Linked DNA regions of Homo sapiens: regions 1, 2, 4 and 5 are each linked to region 3. A link is a contact called in ENCODE Hi-C or POLR2A ChIA-PET data. All regions are on one chromosome and are shown on one strand. The core of a region is the stretch at or near the end of the contact, and the rest is flanking DNA. Distances in the headings are between cores, read along the strand shown. Region 1 has its middle 6.4 kb from the start of GNG13. Region 2 holds the start of MSRB1 (methionine sulfoxide reductase B1). Region 3 holds the start of UQCC4 (ubiquinol-cytochrome c reductase complex assembly factor 4). Region 4 holds the start of CHTF18 (chromosome transmission fidelity factor 18). Region 5 holds the start of NTHL1 (nth like DNA glycosylase 1).

Region 1 (2,700 bases), core at 95-2,594, 610 kb before region 3:
CACAGGGAACTCCTGCCATGCGGGCCCCTTCTCACAAGGGGACACCGCCCACCCCCAACCCCTGGGGCCCAGAGCAGCCCCAGAACAGACACAAGCATCCCAAAAAGGGGGTCACTGGGGTAGATGCACACATCTGGGGACCCTGTGTGTCATCCCAAGTGGGCCATAGCCCTGGGCATCTGGTCTTAGGTCCCAGGGCTTTGCCAGCAGAAGCCTCCAGGTGTGCAGGGTCTGTGCTAGAGGCCTCCAACCGGCCACCATGGGCTGTCCACCCGTGTGGCAGCACCCGGGTCCCTGCAGCGCCTGAGACTCCTCGCACTCAGTGGACAGCAGAGCGCCCCTGAGCAGCCTCGGTATCTGCAGATGCACAAGGCTGGCTGGGGCAGAAGCAGGGGAGGGAGGGGCTCTGAGGAAGGCGCCTGCGTCCCCACAGATCAATCACTTGATGTTTGACATGACCTGCAAACGTTTTATTTGCAAAATACAGAGAGTAGACGACAGGAAGTAGCGGCTTACACCTGTAATCCCAGCACTTATGGAGGCCAAGGCGGGAGGATCCCTTGAGCTCAGGAGTTGGAGACCAGCCTGGACAACAAAGTGAGACCCTGTCTCTACAAAAAAATACAAAAATTAGCTGGGTGTGGTGGTGCGCACCTGTGGTCCCAGCTATTGGAGAGGCTGAGGTGGGAGGATTGCTTGAGCCTGGGAGGTGGAAGCTGCAGTGAGCTGAGATAATGTCACTGCACTCCAGCCTGGGCAACAGAGTGAGACTCTGTCTCAAAAAAAGTTGAGGCCGGGCATGGTGGCTCACATATGTAATCCCAGCACTTTGGGAGGCCAAAGTGGGCAGACCACCTGGCCAACATGGTGGAAACCTGTCTCTACTAAAAATACAAAAATTAGCCAGGGGTGGTGGCCTGCGCGCCTGTAGTCCCAGTTACTCGGGAGGCTGAGGCAGGAGAATCACTTGAACCCAGGAGGTGGAGGTTGCAGTGAGCCGAGATCATGCCATTGCACTCCAGCCTGGGCAACAGAGGGAGACTCCATCTCAAAAAAAAAAAAAAAAAAAAAAAAAAAATGTTTGGGCCGGGGGCGGTGGCTCACGCCTGCAATCTCAGCACTTTGGGAGGCGGAGGCAGGCGGATCACGAGGTCAGGAGGTTGAGACCATCCTGGCCAACACGGTGAAACCCTGTCTCTACTAAAAAAAATATACAAAAAAATTAGCCAGGTGTGGTGGCGGGCGCCTCTAGTCCCAGGTACTCGGGAGGCTGAGGCAGGAGAATGGCGAGAACCCGGGAGGCGGAGCTTGCAGTGAGCCGTGATCGCGCCGCTACACTCCAGCTTGGGTGACAGAGCGAGACTCCGTCTCAAAAAACAAAACAAAACAAAACAAAACAAAAACAAGTTTGGAGCCACGCGGCCACAAGCCTCTTAAGGACGCCTGGAGCTCCCAGAGCCCCCAGGAGCTCAAAGAGGCAGGAAGGGTCCTCCCTATAGCCTCTGGAGGGATCGTGGCCCCCATTACCTTTTCAAAATGTCACCTCTCCCCGCGGTGTGACCCTCGAAAGCTAGACGTGCCCAGGAGGCAGCAGCCCAGGCCCCGCACCTTCCCTCCCGCTCCCTCTGGCCGCCGGGCCTCAGCCAGCGCTGCTCCCTGACCCGCCTGTGCCCTCGCCAGGGCCCCTCGCCGCCGCCTCCTGCCGCCTCCCGATATGGCCAAACACCCGGGCGCGAGCCCCGCGTGCAGGCGCCGGGCCTGGGCCCCTGTGGCCGTCCCGCCAGCGGCCGTCTTCTGTCCCTGCATTTAGAGAAGGGGGATGGCAAAGGGACCCGCCAGCGGATCCCTCTTACAGGTGGGGAAACTGAGGTAAGACGGTCAGGGCTGGCCCCAGGGCGTGGCGGGCCCTCGGGGCAGTCGCCCAGACCACCCGGACGGCCCCGCTCGCAGCCTTCGCCCGCCCCGGCCAACTTTTCAACCGACCGTCGCGCGCCGTTTACTTCCGCCTTGGGAGATAATTTCCGGGTCCCGGCAGGAAAGGGTCAGCCGCGCACGGTGGCCGCCCGCGTGACGTCAGCGCTCGTCGCAGCCATCTTGGCTCCTGGCAGCGGCTGCCCAGGCCTCGGTCGTGGGCTGGGCGGCCATGTTGGAGTCGGGCAGGGCTCTCATATCCGGTCACTCTCCACTGGCGATGATCGATTGCATTTGACGGACGCGACGCTGGTCGAGAGTCGCTCGCGTTGCTCGACGTTTTCTGCAACTCCAGGACCGTAAAATATCTCGAAGACGGCGAAAGTCGCAGACCCCTGCAGAATCAGATGATCCAGAAGGATGCCCGCTGTCTTTTTGGTCCATTTCAGTTGTAAACCAAGAAGTAGCCGGGACAGGCCTCGGTGGGCTTCGGAGCGTGGCTCGGCAAGGTCGAGGTCGCGCCTGGGGGGACAGGTCGATGCCTTTCTCCAGAGATGGTTTTGAGGCCTCCGTATTTAAAGGGGGAAAGCGGGCTGCGGGGTAAGGAAGGCTCCGGTCCTGTTTCTGAGCCCACGGTGGGAAGAGAAAAGGAGGGGCGGGGGGTGGGGGGCTGGGGTCGCCGATGATGCGTCCGCAAGATGAGGGCAATGGAGAGTGAGATCTGACCTCGCGTCTGTAGTTACCTGCCCAACAACACAGGGAGAGGCAGTAACTTGACCGGCTCCGTCT
Region 2 (2,700 bases), core at 20-2,519, 520 kb after region 3:
TCCAGGCCACACAGGAGCCCAGGAAGAAAGAGGGCTGGGGACAACAGATTTCAGCCTACCCACAAAGGATCCCTTTGGAGTGGAGGGGGTGGGAAAGTTGCAAAACTGACTTGCAGAACTGTTTTAAGGACTGAAAACAGGAACCTCCAGGGGTGCTGAGTCACCTCTCACCCATCACCTGGGGACAGCCTCCCCTGGAGACTGTAAACTACCCAGCCTTTTCCAGGAACTGGAGAAAAAAGCAAAGAGAAGCCAGCAGCTGCTGTGGAAGTGGAGTTTCTGGCTTGGCAGAGCAGCCTGAGGACAACTGGGATCTAAAGCCAGAGAGTCTTGCTGGGGGAGGCTTTGCCGGGATGGTCCTGTGTCACAGCCCAACCCGCTACAGGGGTGCCACCCAGCAGATCCGCCCAAGGAGACCAGTGCACTCAGACTTGCCTGTGGATGTGTTTTTACCAAATTAGTCCACTACCAGGCGAGCCCAGCCCAGAAGGGATTCATCAGGGCCAGTGTGGAGGGCTGGCCATGCCCCAAACCACCCCATCCTGCCTGCCTGGTCAAACTTCACGGGCTGTTGGCAGGTGCCTGGTGGCACTCCTGGTTCCCCAATTTGGAGTCCCTGGGCAGGTGGGGAGGCACCTGGGCCGGCACATTAGGATCTGAAGGGGACATTCTATGCTTGCCAGACTCCTCCCAGAGATCCCGGACTCGGGGGAATGGGAAGGGCCAGGGTAACACCTGCGGGATGACCCGCGAAGGGGCGCCCCGGCCACAGGAGCTGGCCCTGGACAAGAACCTGGCCTCTCCGAAGCCCCGACCCTAACCCGAATTCCCCCAGCGCCATCACTTTGGAGTGTAGGGGGTAGGGAAGGGGTACCACCCCCACGTATCCCGATCCCTTAGACCCACCCCCGAAACGGCACGTTCACACTCGAGGCCTGCCCCCTCCAGGACGGTGAGCCCCAAGGCCCCCTCTCCTCGGGTACCCCACTCTCCTCGCCCCCAGGCTCCCCACTCCTCCGCAGTCCTTTTGACCCCTGTTCGCTTCTCCCCGGCAGCCACATTCGCCCCCATTCCCGGCTTGGGAGAGACATCACCCCCGGACGACGGCGGCGCCCCCGCTAATGCGCGCCCCCCGCCGCGCTGCCCTCCCAGCGAGAGGCCGCAGGACCAACCAGGTTCAAAGTGATTCTGGAAAACCTCGCCCCCGAAGAAGCTGCAGAACGACATGGCGCCACCGGAACCGCAGCGCGCTTGCCGCTGCCAACTGACCAAAGGCTGCCGACCCGACGACCGCCGGTACCCGCGTCCACCTCCCCGCCCCTCCCGAGGACCAATCGCTCCCCGGAGGGCGAATCCCGGCTTCCGCCTCCGGGAGGCCCCGCCCCTCCTCAGGGCTGGTCCAATACGATCTTCCCAGCTGGCCCCGCCCACGTTGACTCCTTGGGACCACTCCTGGGCCACTTCCCCAAGGCCCCGCCCCCCGGTGCCAGTCCAATCGCATCTCCCCAGCAGGCCCCGCCCATGGAAACTCCCAGGGACCACCCCTAGGCCGCTTCCCCAAGGCCCCGCCCCTGCCGCCCCTCGCGCCCTGGTGGCTAGGGGCGCACATGGGGCCTGGCCAGGTGGGCGACGGCGCGAATCCGTAGGGTCGTGTCCCCCCAGTCCAGTCCCTGGTACTAAGCCCGGAGCTGCCGGAGGTCATGCAGCCTTTCCGCGCCCAGGTGAAACCGCCTTTGCAAAATGATGACTGAAACAGTGAAAGAGATCTAACTCAGCCGACTCTATCTTGCTTCTAACCTCCAAGCTGTCCTTATTCATCCCTGCTGGTAGGTTGAAATAACTTTGGGAGAAACTCAGTTTATAGTTTTTTGTTTTTTTCTTTCTTTCTTTCTTTCTTTTGAGACGGAGTCTTACTCTGTTTCCAGGCTGGAGTGCAGTAGCGCGATCTCAGCTCACTGCAACCTCCAACTCGCTGGTTCAAGCAATTCTCCTGCCTCAGCCTCCCGAGTAGATGGGATTACAATCATGCGCCACCACGCCCAGCTAATTTTGTATTTTTAATAGAGACGAGGTTTCTCGATGTTGGCCAGGCTGGTCTTGAACTCCCGACCTCAGGTGATCCGCCCATCTTGGCCTCCCAAAGTGCTGGGATTACAGGCGTGAGCCACCGCGCCCAGCCAGTTTATAGTTTAAAACAAAGACAGTAACAGCCCTTTCCCAAAGCAGACCACCTCCTTGCCTGGGGACTAGATTGCATTTTTAGGACTAACATTAGCCACAATATTGGGAATTATGGTTTAGGAGTCGTGCATCTGGAGGCTACAAGATTCTGACCCTCCCTAAGCTGCCCCTAAGATCAGTGCTTGAGATATTTTGCCGACCCTGCAACTTGATGGATCTGCTGGCACCAACCAGATTGATAAACTGGCTCATCTGATCTTGTGGCCACCACCCAGGAGCTGACTCAGCGCAAGAAGACAGCTGACTCCCTGTGATTTCCTCCCTGACCAATCGGCTCTCCTGGCTCACTGGCTCTCCCCACCCGCCAAGTTATCCTTAAAAACTCTGCTCCCCGGCACTCCAGCAGCCTGGGCGACAAGATCAAGACTCTCTCAAAAAAAAAAAAAAAAAAAACCTCTGCTCCGCAAATGCTCAAAGAGATCGATTTGAGTAATAATAAAACATAAAACTCCGGTCTCC
Region 3 (2,700 bases), core at 162-2,661:
AGTCTCGCTTTGTCGTGCAGGCTGGAGTGCAGTGGCGCGATCTCGACTCACTGCAAGCTTCGCCTCCAGGGTTCACGCCATTCTCCTGCCTCAGCCTCCGGAGTAGCTGGGACTCCAGGGGCCCGCCACCACGCCCGGCTAATTTTTTGTATTTTTTAGTAGACACAGGGTTTCACCGTGTTGGCCAGGATGGTCTCGATCTCCTGACCTCGTGATCCGCCCGCCTCAGCCTCCCAAAGTGCTGGGATTACAGGCGTCAGCCACCGCGCCCGACCGGAAAAGGAAACTTTTAAAAATAGCTGCTGGTGCAACTAACTTACGTGCTCTGGTAAACAAGAAGAGATTAAAATAAAAAACAATAGCTGCCCAAATACCCCCTTTTTAAAAACTAGATGCAAAAAAAGGGAATCATCTAATCCCATATTATAAAATTAAAATTTATTTTCATTTGTTGTTGTGTAAAACTCACATGTGGAAGTGTTCCTTGCACAGGCCGCAGCATGCAATACAGTTTCACACTTCTGCCAGATATTCTATCTCAGAAAGCAAATTACCTGCAAACTAACACTGGATGACAAGTGTCACCAGAAGTGCTTTGGAAACATGATTATGTTATACAAAGACTTGGCAAATCCAACAGCATACAGTGCAACTGAAACCTTCCCCAAGGATCTGAGAAGTCTTGCCGATGGAATCCTTGGACATCAAGAGCCAGGCGAGGAGCAGTTTCCGATCTGCTGAGATTCTGCTCCGCCTTCACGCGAATCAGCATAGCCAAGTGCCCCATCCACCAGCCAAGTCCTTCAGTGCTGAGGACGCACGCATAGCCAGGACAGTCACGGGCAAACGTGACATCAAATCCGAAGGGCGGCTGTCGGCTCCCTTCCTGCCAGCCCCAGCGGGCACCCCGTCAAGTTCTCGCTCTGTAGGCAGCTGGAGTCTCAGGCTCCTCAGAACGATCACTGGGCTCTGGCACCTCTCCCCACACCTGTCTCAACCACTGGTCCGCCTCGCTCTCCTCCCTCAGGTAGCACCAGATGATCAGCGCCACGAGGAAGCAGCTGAGGGGCAGCACCTTCCACCAGGGCCGCTGATGTCCCTTTCCCATGGTATGGCCCACCGACCAGCGGTGAGGGTTGGCTTTGCTGGAGGAAAACTCAATGGGGCGGTCAGGGTCGTCCTCTTCCTCGGCGGCAGGGTGGGCCCGATCCCGGGAACCGGGCAACGGATGAAGGCTTCGGGAAGCCCAGCCTATGAGCCTCAGCGCCCGGACGGCCCTGGAAGAGAGAGAGCAGTAAGCGCTCCGCCCGCCCGCCGGTGTCTGCCCTCGGCCCTCCGAGACCTTGAGGAGCTCACCCGGCCGCCGGGGCACACAAGACACGATTCATTGCTGCCTTGACTCCTCGACTGACGCCTTGGCGCGCCGTGATAGCGTCACTTCCGTCGCCGGAAACCGGAAACCGGGCGCCATACCAGGCCTCCGCTCACGACTACAGAACGTGGTCCCAGTAGCGCAGCGGAAATGACGTTCGGCTGCGAAGAGCTCTTTCCGTCGCAGGCCCGGAGTGCGCGATGGCATGCCGGGAAATGTAGTTCTCCGTCCCTTTCGAATAGGACCGACACCCCGGTCCCTGGCCCCGAAGAGAGGCGGGCGCCGCGGGGGCGGACGTTGTCCTCAGAGAGTTGTCTGAGTTTGCCTCGGAGCAGTTCTGAACCGTCATGAAGGTGCGCGGGGCCTGGTTGGGGATCCGCGCCCTCAGCCCTGCCCGCCTGCCCTGGGCTGGGCGCCCGCACCTCTCTGCCGGCTTCCCCGAAGGCCGTGGCACCGCCCTATTTTTTTTTTTTTTTTTTTTCCGTTTAGTTCTTTTCGTGAGACAGGGACTCTCTCTGTCGCCCAGGCTGGAGTGCAGTGGCGCGATCTCACGTCACTGCGGCCTCTGAAACCGCCTTTGCAAAAATTATCACTGAGGAAATGACAGTGGAAGAGATGAGACCTAAGGGGCTCCGTCGTGCTTCCCACCCTTAAGCTGTCCTGGTTCATTCCTGGGCGTGGGCAGAGCTAACTTTGGGAAGGATTTCAGTTCATGGTTTCACTCTGAATCAAAGTCAACAGCCCTTTCCAGAAAAAACCCCCGTCTTGCCTGAAGACCAGTCTGCCTTTGCAGGACTAATAAATCAGCTGCAAAATTAGAAATTGGCCGGGCGCCGTGGCTCACGCCTGTAATCCCAGCACTTTGGGAGGCCGAGGCGGGCAGATCATGAGGTCAGGAGATCGAGACCATCCTGGCTAATACGATGAAACCCTGTCTCTACTAAAAATACAAAAAATTAGCCGGGCGTGGTGGCGGGCGCCTGTAGTCCCAGCTACTCGGGAGGCTGAGGCAGGAGAATCGCTTGAACCTGGGAGGCAGAGGTTGCAGTGAGCCGAGATGGAGCCACTGTACTCCAGCCTGGGCGACAGAGCGAGGCTCAGTCTGAAAAAAAAAAAGAGTCTGAACCTCCCCAAATTGCTCCTGGGGATAACATCACTATTGTAAAATCTAAGATCAGGCCGGGTGTGGTGGCTCACGCCTGTAATCCCAGCACTTTGGGAGGCCAAGTCGGGTGGATCACGAGGTCAGGAGTTTGAGACCAGCCTGGCCAGTATGGTGAAACCCTGTCTCTACTAAAAATACAAAAAGTAGCCTGGGGTGGTGGCGC
Region 4 (2,700 bases), core at 1-2,500, 630 kb before region 3:
TTGGTCACGCGCCGCTCCTTGAAGCACCTGTACGCGCTGCCGGCGGCTGCCTTGTTTAGGGCCACGCACAGCGCCCCGCTGGTGGAGAAATCCAGCTGGTGGCAGAACCTGGAGTGGGACAGAGTCCAGAGTCTGAGCCACTTTCCTCCACAGACGCCACCGTGGGGCTCCGGCCGCCCCCCCTACCTGAACCCGTAGCAGGTGTCAGGGTCGGCCAGCTCGGGAAAGCGGTACCGCAGCTGCTTCTGCAGGGTCAGAGTCTCCCGCCACGCCTTGCTGTCAATGCGAACGTCCCAGTGCTTGTTGACCACCAGGAAGTCGCGGCTCCGGTACACGATGGACAGGTTCTCCACGCTGCCTGGCTCCATGGCCGGCCTGCCGAGCCACGCGTGGGTGCGTGTGCTGTGAGCACGTGGTGCGCCCCCAGCCCAGCATACAGAGGTACCCGCACCGCCCCACCCGGGCTCCGGTGCGAAGCCACCGAGCCGGGTCCGCAGCCCTACTGTGCACCTGCATCCTCAGTCCCCGAGATCAGTCCCCAGGGCGTCAGCTGGGGAGTCAAGGAGTCAGCCTGCTCCGGGCTGACCTGAAGGGCCCTGCCTGACCTAAGCCTGGAGAAAGAGCCCGTTCCAAACCTGCCCCACAGATCCTCCCCACAGACCCTCCCCTCCAGGGGATGCACGTGAATGCCTCTGCCCGACGGTGGGGGCGGGGAGGGGCTGCAGCACTACCAGGCCCGGCAGCCAGGTCTGCCCGCAGCGCGGGTTAGGGCTGGGGCCTCCTCGCTCCCCGCAGTCCGCGCAGACCCGCGCCCCGCACAGGCCCGGTGGGCAGGCCGACCCTGGCTCCGAGCCCCTCCCGCGCCCACGCCCACGCCAAGACCAACCTGCTGCCGGGCCGTGCAGTCCAGGCCCCCGATGCCGTGCCCGGCGCCGGCTCCAGCCGCGCGCCCGCGCGCTGGCGACCCAGAGACCCTGGAAGCTCCGCTCCGGACGCCTGGCAGCGCTTCCGCCCTGCACCGCTGCGCGCGCAGCCCCGCCCCCCCCCCCGGCCCGCCCCCGGCCCGCCCCCGCCGCGGAAGGGCGGCTGCGGCGGCCAATGGCGAGCTCCCCAGGACAGGACGCGGGGGCTGCGGAGCAGGAACTCGCCCCGCCCACCCCTCGCGCAGCCCCGCCTCCGCCACGCCAACCAATGGCGCGCGCCGCCGGGCACGCCGGCTGCTGATTGGCGGCGCCCGGCACGCTCGGGGCGGGCAGTGCGCGACGGCGGCGGCGGCGCGGGAGGTTCGGAGCGGGAGCTCGGGCTCGCGGACGGTATGGAGGACTACGAGCAGGAGCTGTGCGGCGTCGAGGATGATTTCCACAACCAGTTCGCGGCCGAGCTGGAGGTGCTGGCAGAGCTGGAAGGTGGGGCGCGGCCCCCGGCCGTTGGGGAGGAGCTGCGAAAGCCGGGACAGTGGCGACCTCGGGGAGGGCGTGCCGGGGGCCGAAGGGGCCTCCACGTCGCCGCTGGCGGGATCTGCTGTCTCGGGGCGGCCGCTGACAATCTCCTCTCCCAGCAGGGGCGTCGACTCCGTCGCCCTCCGGGGTCCCCCTGTTCACCGCGGGCCGACCCCCGCGGACGTTCGAGGAGGCCCTTGCCAGAGGGGACGCGGCCTCCAGTCCCGCCCCAGCCGCATCTGTGGGCAGCAGCCAGGGCGGCGCCAGGAAGAGGCAGGTGGACGCCGACCTGCAGCCGGCCGGGTCCCTGCCCCACGGTAGGTTGGCGGCATTGCCCCAGGGCCTCCGGAGTGGGCGCGAGGCTGAGGAGGCCTCTGGTTCCCTGCATGTGTCTCCCCCAGCCCCCAGGATCAAACGGCCTAGGCTGCAGGTGGTCAAGAGGCTGAACTTCAGATCGGAGGAGATGGAGGAGCCGCCCCCTCCCGACTCCTCGCCGACGGACATCACCCCGCCGCCGAGCCCTGAGGACCTCGCAGAGCTTTGGGGCCACGGGTGTGTGGCTTGGACATGGGCGTCCCATCCCATCTGTCCAGTGGGACTCAGATGGAGCCCATCCCGTGCCCTGGATGAGGCCTGGGGGGTGGGGAGGGTTCCATGGCTGAGAGCAGTCTCGGACACCCATATCCAAGGGTGACCCCACGCTTGAGTTTCTGCCACTGAGCCCCGGTCTCTCTCCAGAGTCTCAGAAGCTGCTGCCGACGTGGGTCTCACACGGGCCTCACCAGCTGCCCGCAATCCCGTCCTGAGGCGGCCCCCCATCTTGGAGGACTACGTCCACGTGACATCCACGGAGGGCGTCCGGGCTTATCTGGTGCTGCGTGCTGACCCCATGGCCCCGGGGGTGCAGGTGCGTGGCTGTGGCCTTCCTGCACGGTGGGTGGGCCAGTGCTGCTCAGGAAAGGGTCCTTGGAGCCCCTCACCCCTGCCATTTGCTTAAAGCGGGTCCTGTGCAGAGCCCCAGGGGTGCAGAGGGGGAGGCTGCGTCATGGGGCGTAGACTTAGAGGACACAGCCTCCCCACAGCAGGTTGCTGTCCAGCCTGTTTGTATGGCCTCGGGTGGAGAGGGCCTCCTTGCTTCCCCTCCTGCTTTTGCCCTTTCCTCCTTTCTCCTAAAGCTGCCCCCAATTTCCCTTTGCAGCTGACCCATCTGGATGGCTTCATTCCTTTGGCACCCCTGTCCAGTCTCCCACCCCTCACTGGC
Region 5 (2,700 bases), core at 113-2,612, 630 kb after region 3:
GTCCATCATCTAATACACTTGGGGTGCTCTGCCCTCTGCAGTCTGGGGTATGTGGGCCCTCCTTATGCCAGCGACCCTGACAAGGTCCATGTTAGCTCATGAGGACTCTAGCAACAGCCTGTACCAAGGTGCCCCCAATACATCTTCTATACTGCACCAGAGACAGTCTGCTAACACCCACATCAGGTTGTGTCACTCCCTTTTAAAAAATCCTGGCCGGCCGGGCGCGGTGGATCAAGCCTGTAATCCCAGCACTTTGGGAGGCCGAGGTGGGTGGATCACTTGAGGTCAGGAGTTCAAGACCAGCCTGGCCAATATGGCAAAACCCCATCTCTACTAAAAATACAAAAGTTAGCCGGGTGTGGTGGCAGGGGCCTATAGTCTCAGCTACTTGGGAGGCTGAGGCAGGAGAACTGCTTGAACCTGGGGGGCGGAGGTTGCAGTGAGCTGAGATCACAACACTCCACTACAGCCTGGGTGACAGAGCAAGACCCGATCTCAAAACAAACAACAAAACCTCCTAATTGACTTCCGTTTACTGTCATAATAAACTCCAAACTCTATCCTGGCATCAAAGCTCCTGCCACCCTGGCTGGCATCACCACCTGCCTGCTCCCAGCTGCACCAGTTCCTCCTGACATAGTCTGGACTACCCCTGGGGTCCCTGGGTGCCTATGGGAATCCAGCTCTGGCCAATTCTGCAGAAGTCCCAGCGGGACTAGCGCAGAGGCCCTGTCCGTGTCCCTCACTGCTCACTGCAGTGCTTGGCCCCCAGCAGGTCCTCAACGGCTGCAGGATAAATATAATAAGTGCCATGCCCTTTCCTGTTTTCCCTCAGAGGCACCCTCCCCCGAGCTGGGGGAGCAGGCTTCTGGCTGCGTGTGTCCTTGGCACCCAGCCTCTCCGAGGACAGCAAGTTCACTGCAGGAGGGCGGGGATGGGACCCACAGAGCCTGGAGTGGAGAGTCCCGGACAGAGTGGTGGGAAAGGAAGCGTTTTCTTGCTTGGGGCGAAAGGGGGCAGCGGAGCGGAGCGCCCGAAACCCAGCCCCTGCGGACCGCAATCTTTGGGAAAAAGGCGCAAGGTGGGAACGCAGGGCCGCACGTGGGAACCGTTCGCGGCTGCCGGGTTTGCAGCCCCTGCCCGCGCAGCTGGGAGCCGCAGGAGGCGGCCCGGGACTCCAGCCTGCAGCCCCTATCCCGCCTCCTCCCACGCTCCAGCCACGGCGCGGCGCTACCTGCTGCAGCCTCTCTTCTCCGGAGAGGCCCGGGCTCCTCCCTACACCCCCGCGGCCCAGCCCCGGGTCCCAGGCTCCGGCTCCGGGTCAGCATCCTCGCGCTCAAGGCGGTCATGCCGGACTCCTGCGGACTACACATCCCGGCGGCCCATGCGGCCCCGTCACGTGATGCAAGGATCGCCGGCCTTTCCGCCAGAGGGCGGCACAGAACTACAACTCCCAGCAAGCTCCCAAGGCGGCCCTCCGCGCAATGCCGCTACCGGAAGTGCGGGTCGCGCTTCCGGCGGCGTCCCGGGGCCAGGGGGGTGCGCCTTTCTCCGCGTCGGGGCGGCCCGGAGCGCGGTGGCGCGGCGCGGGGTAAGTGGCGGTCCCCACGGGGCAAGTGGCGGTCCCCACGGGGCAGCGGCCTAGAGAGGCGGACCCCGCAGTGTCCGGGTCCCGGGCCCTCACCCGCGCCCACTGCAACCCGACTCCGGAGCTCCGAGCATCCCTTAGTTTTAAGTCATGGCGGGTGCGAACGGGTCTCTGCTGCAGGCGGCTCCGTGACAGCTCCTGCTTCACATGGGTAGAGGAGAGACGGCAAACGTCGGGGCTCCCAGGACTTCGCGGCGGCAGTCCTAACCCGTGCACTGAGTCGGGCGGGGCGGGCGGCAGCGTCTGAGTAGAGAGCTCTCTAGACCAGGCCTGGTGTCTCCCGGGCTTTCCTAGGTGCCTGTTTGCGAGCTGGTCAGCTGGGCTGTAGTTGAGTTCTCCCAGGGAGTGTGGGAGGAAAGGTTATGCCCACCAGAGACCCAGGGTCCTGACGGCTGGAGGTCCGCAGTGGGGAAGGTGGGCAGAGGTGTTGCTCAGATGTCCCCATTCCTGTTTCGTTTGCACAGAGGGGTTTTCTGGTGCGTCCTGGTCCACCATGGCCAAACCAACAAGCAAAGATTCAGGCTTGAAGGAGAAGTTTAAGATTCTGTTGGGACTGGGAACACCGAGGCCAAATCCCAGGTCTGCAGAGGGTAAACAGACGGAGTTTATCATCACCGCGGAAATACTGAGAGTGAGTGAGCTACCTGTGTCTTTGCTAGGCTAGAGGGAAATGCAGAGAAGGCTGGGTTTGGTCTTGCACCAGGTTCTGTGGGAGACGGGTTGCTGGCAACTGTCTACACAGGAATGCTGTCTCCAGTACTTGGAGGCCGACATGTCCTTCCTCAGGAGACTTCGAAAGTCAGGATCTTGGTGACCTGGTTCAGGCACACTTGAGTTACTATTCAGATGTTGATGAAAGAAAGCCCATCTTATAGATGAGGCCTGAGTATCATCATCTTCACAGGTAAGGATATGTCCAGGTGTTACATGATAAGATGTGAGTTCCTGGGAGAAGTAGGTTCTTTATTTTATTTTTTTTTTGAGACTGAGTCTTGCTCTGTTGCCTAGGCTGGAGTGCAGTGGCACAATCTCTGCTCGCTGCTACCTCT

What was found. Hi-C counts contacts between places; a loop is a spot of excess contacts on that map. ChIA-PET counts read pairs that join two places held with the same protein, here RNA polymerase II (POLR2A). Pooled maps may share reads with other maps.
Region 1: a map with no recorded cell type shows a loop between it and region 3 (19-fold over the local background). The contact joins the enhancer-like site here to the promoter of UQCC4 in region 3. A Hi-C loop is called at or near these places in 6 of 37 single-sample maps with no recorded cell type and 6 of 50 pooled maps. POLR2A ChIA-PET finds 5 or more read pairs at or near these places in 2 of 52 experiments (activated CD4-positive, alpha-beta T cell and endothelial cell of umbilical vein).
Region 2: a loop to region 3 is called in a map of CD8-positive, alpha-beta T cell, with 2.9 times the contacts of the local background. The contact joins the promoter of MSRB1 here to the promoter of UQCC4 in region 3. A Hi-C loop is called at or near these places in 2 of 168 maps with a recorded cell type or tissue (CD8-positive, alpha-beta T cell and naive thymus-derived CD4-positive, alpha-beta T cell), 7 of 37 single-sample maps with no recorded cell type and 11 of 50 pooled maps.
Region 4: a loop to region 3 is called in a pooled map, with 10 times the contacts of the local background. The contact joins the promoter of CHTF18 here to the promoter of UQCC4 in region 3. A Hi-C loop is called at or near these places in 2 of 37 single-sample maps with no recorded cell type and 5 of 50 pooled maps. POLR2A ChIA-PET finds 5 or more read pairs at or near these places in 3 of 52 experiments (WTC11, endothelial cell of umbilical vein and naive thymus-derived CD8-positive, alpha-beta T cell).
Region 5: a loop to region 3 is called in a map of CD4-positive, alpha-beta T cell, with 6 times the contacts of the local background. The contact joins the promoter of NTHL1 here to the promoter of UQCC4 in region 3. A Hi-C loop is called at or near these places in 1 of 168 maps with a recorded cell type or tissue (CD4-positive, alpha-beta T cell), 2 of 37 single-sample maps with no recorded cell type and 11 of 50 pooled maps. POLR2A ChIA-PET finds 5 or more read pairs at or near these places in 1 of 52 experiments (MCF 10A).

The regions. Positions count from the first base shown.
Region 1 is chr16:805,792-808,491 of GRCh38, forward strand. No RefSeq gene overlaps it. Among named protein-coding and RNA genes, the nearest start is that of GNG13, 6.4 kb to the left of the region's middle. RefSeq lists a silencer at 1,757-1,966 and an enhancer at 2,047-2,276. Within about 2 kb of position 1,345, at least 33 of the 41 ENCODE cell types and tissues checked have a DNase peak (open chromatin) inside an H3K27ac peak, as active enhancers do; they include endothelial cell of umbilical vein, where a contact is called at or near this core.
Region 2 is chr16:1,941,930-1,944,629 of GRCh38, forward strand. It overlaps MSRB1 (methionine sulfoxide reductase B1), which reads right to left and starts at 1,270. Exons shown (of 4, transcript NM_016332.4): 1 at 1,173-1,270. The coding sequence starts at 1,227. RPL3L (ribosomal protein L3 like) reads right to left here. Exons shown (of 10, transcript NM_005061.3): 10 at 2,045-2,700. It overlaps LOC124903625 (a long non-coding RNA gene), which reads left to right and starts at 865. Exons shown (of 2, transcript XR_007064940.1): 1 at 865-952; 2 at 1,056-2,700. RefSeq lists an enhancer at 1-59 and a silencer at 1,244-1,743.
Region 3 is chr16:1,419,336-1,422,035 of GRCh38, forward strand. It overlaps UQCC4 (ubiquinol-cytochrome c reductase complex assembly factor 4), which reads right to left and starts at 1,412. Exons shown (of 2, transcript NM_001272051.2): 1 at 1,357-1,412; 2 at 417-1,277. The coding sequence starts at 1,388. The coding sequence ends at 911. RefSeq lists enhancers at 703-1,558, 1,046-1,115, 1,126-1,175, 1,426-1,585, 1,559-2,412 and 1 more.
Region 4 is chr16:787,370-790,069 of GRCh38, forward strand. It overlaps CHTF18 (chromosome transmission fidelity factor 18), which reads left to right and starts at 1,251. Exons shown (of 22, transcript NM_022092.3): 1 at 1,251-1,406; 2 at 1,562-1,756; 3 at 1,841-1,991; 4 at 2,178-2,346. The coding sequence starts at 1,316. RPUSD1 (RNA pseudouridine synthase domain containing 1) reads right to left here and starts at 1,012. Exons shown (of 6, transcript NM_058192.3): 1 at 887-1,012; 2 at 187-375; 3 at 1-108. The coding sequence starts at 368. RefSeq lists an enhancer at 1-285 and silencers at 735-824, 845-1,304, 1,485-1,544.
Region 5 is chr16:2,046,472-2,049,171 of GRCh38, forward strand. It overlaps NTHL1 (nth like DNA glycosylase 1), which reads right to left and starts at 1,363. Exons shown (of 6, transcript NM_002528.7): 1 at 1,238-1,363. The coding sequence starts at 1,352. It overlaps TSC2 (TSC complex subunit 2), which reads left to right and starts at 1,514. Exons shown (of 42, transcript NM_000548.5): 1 at 1,514-1,594; 2 at 2,116-2,282. The coding sequence starts at 2,145. RefSeq lists enhancers at 767-1,266, 858-917, 1,368-1,457 and a silencer at 1,548-1,777.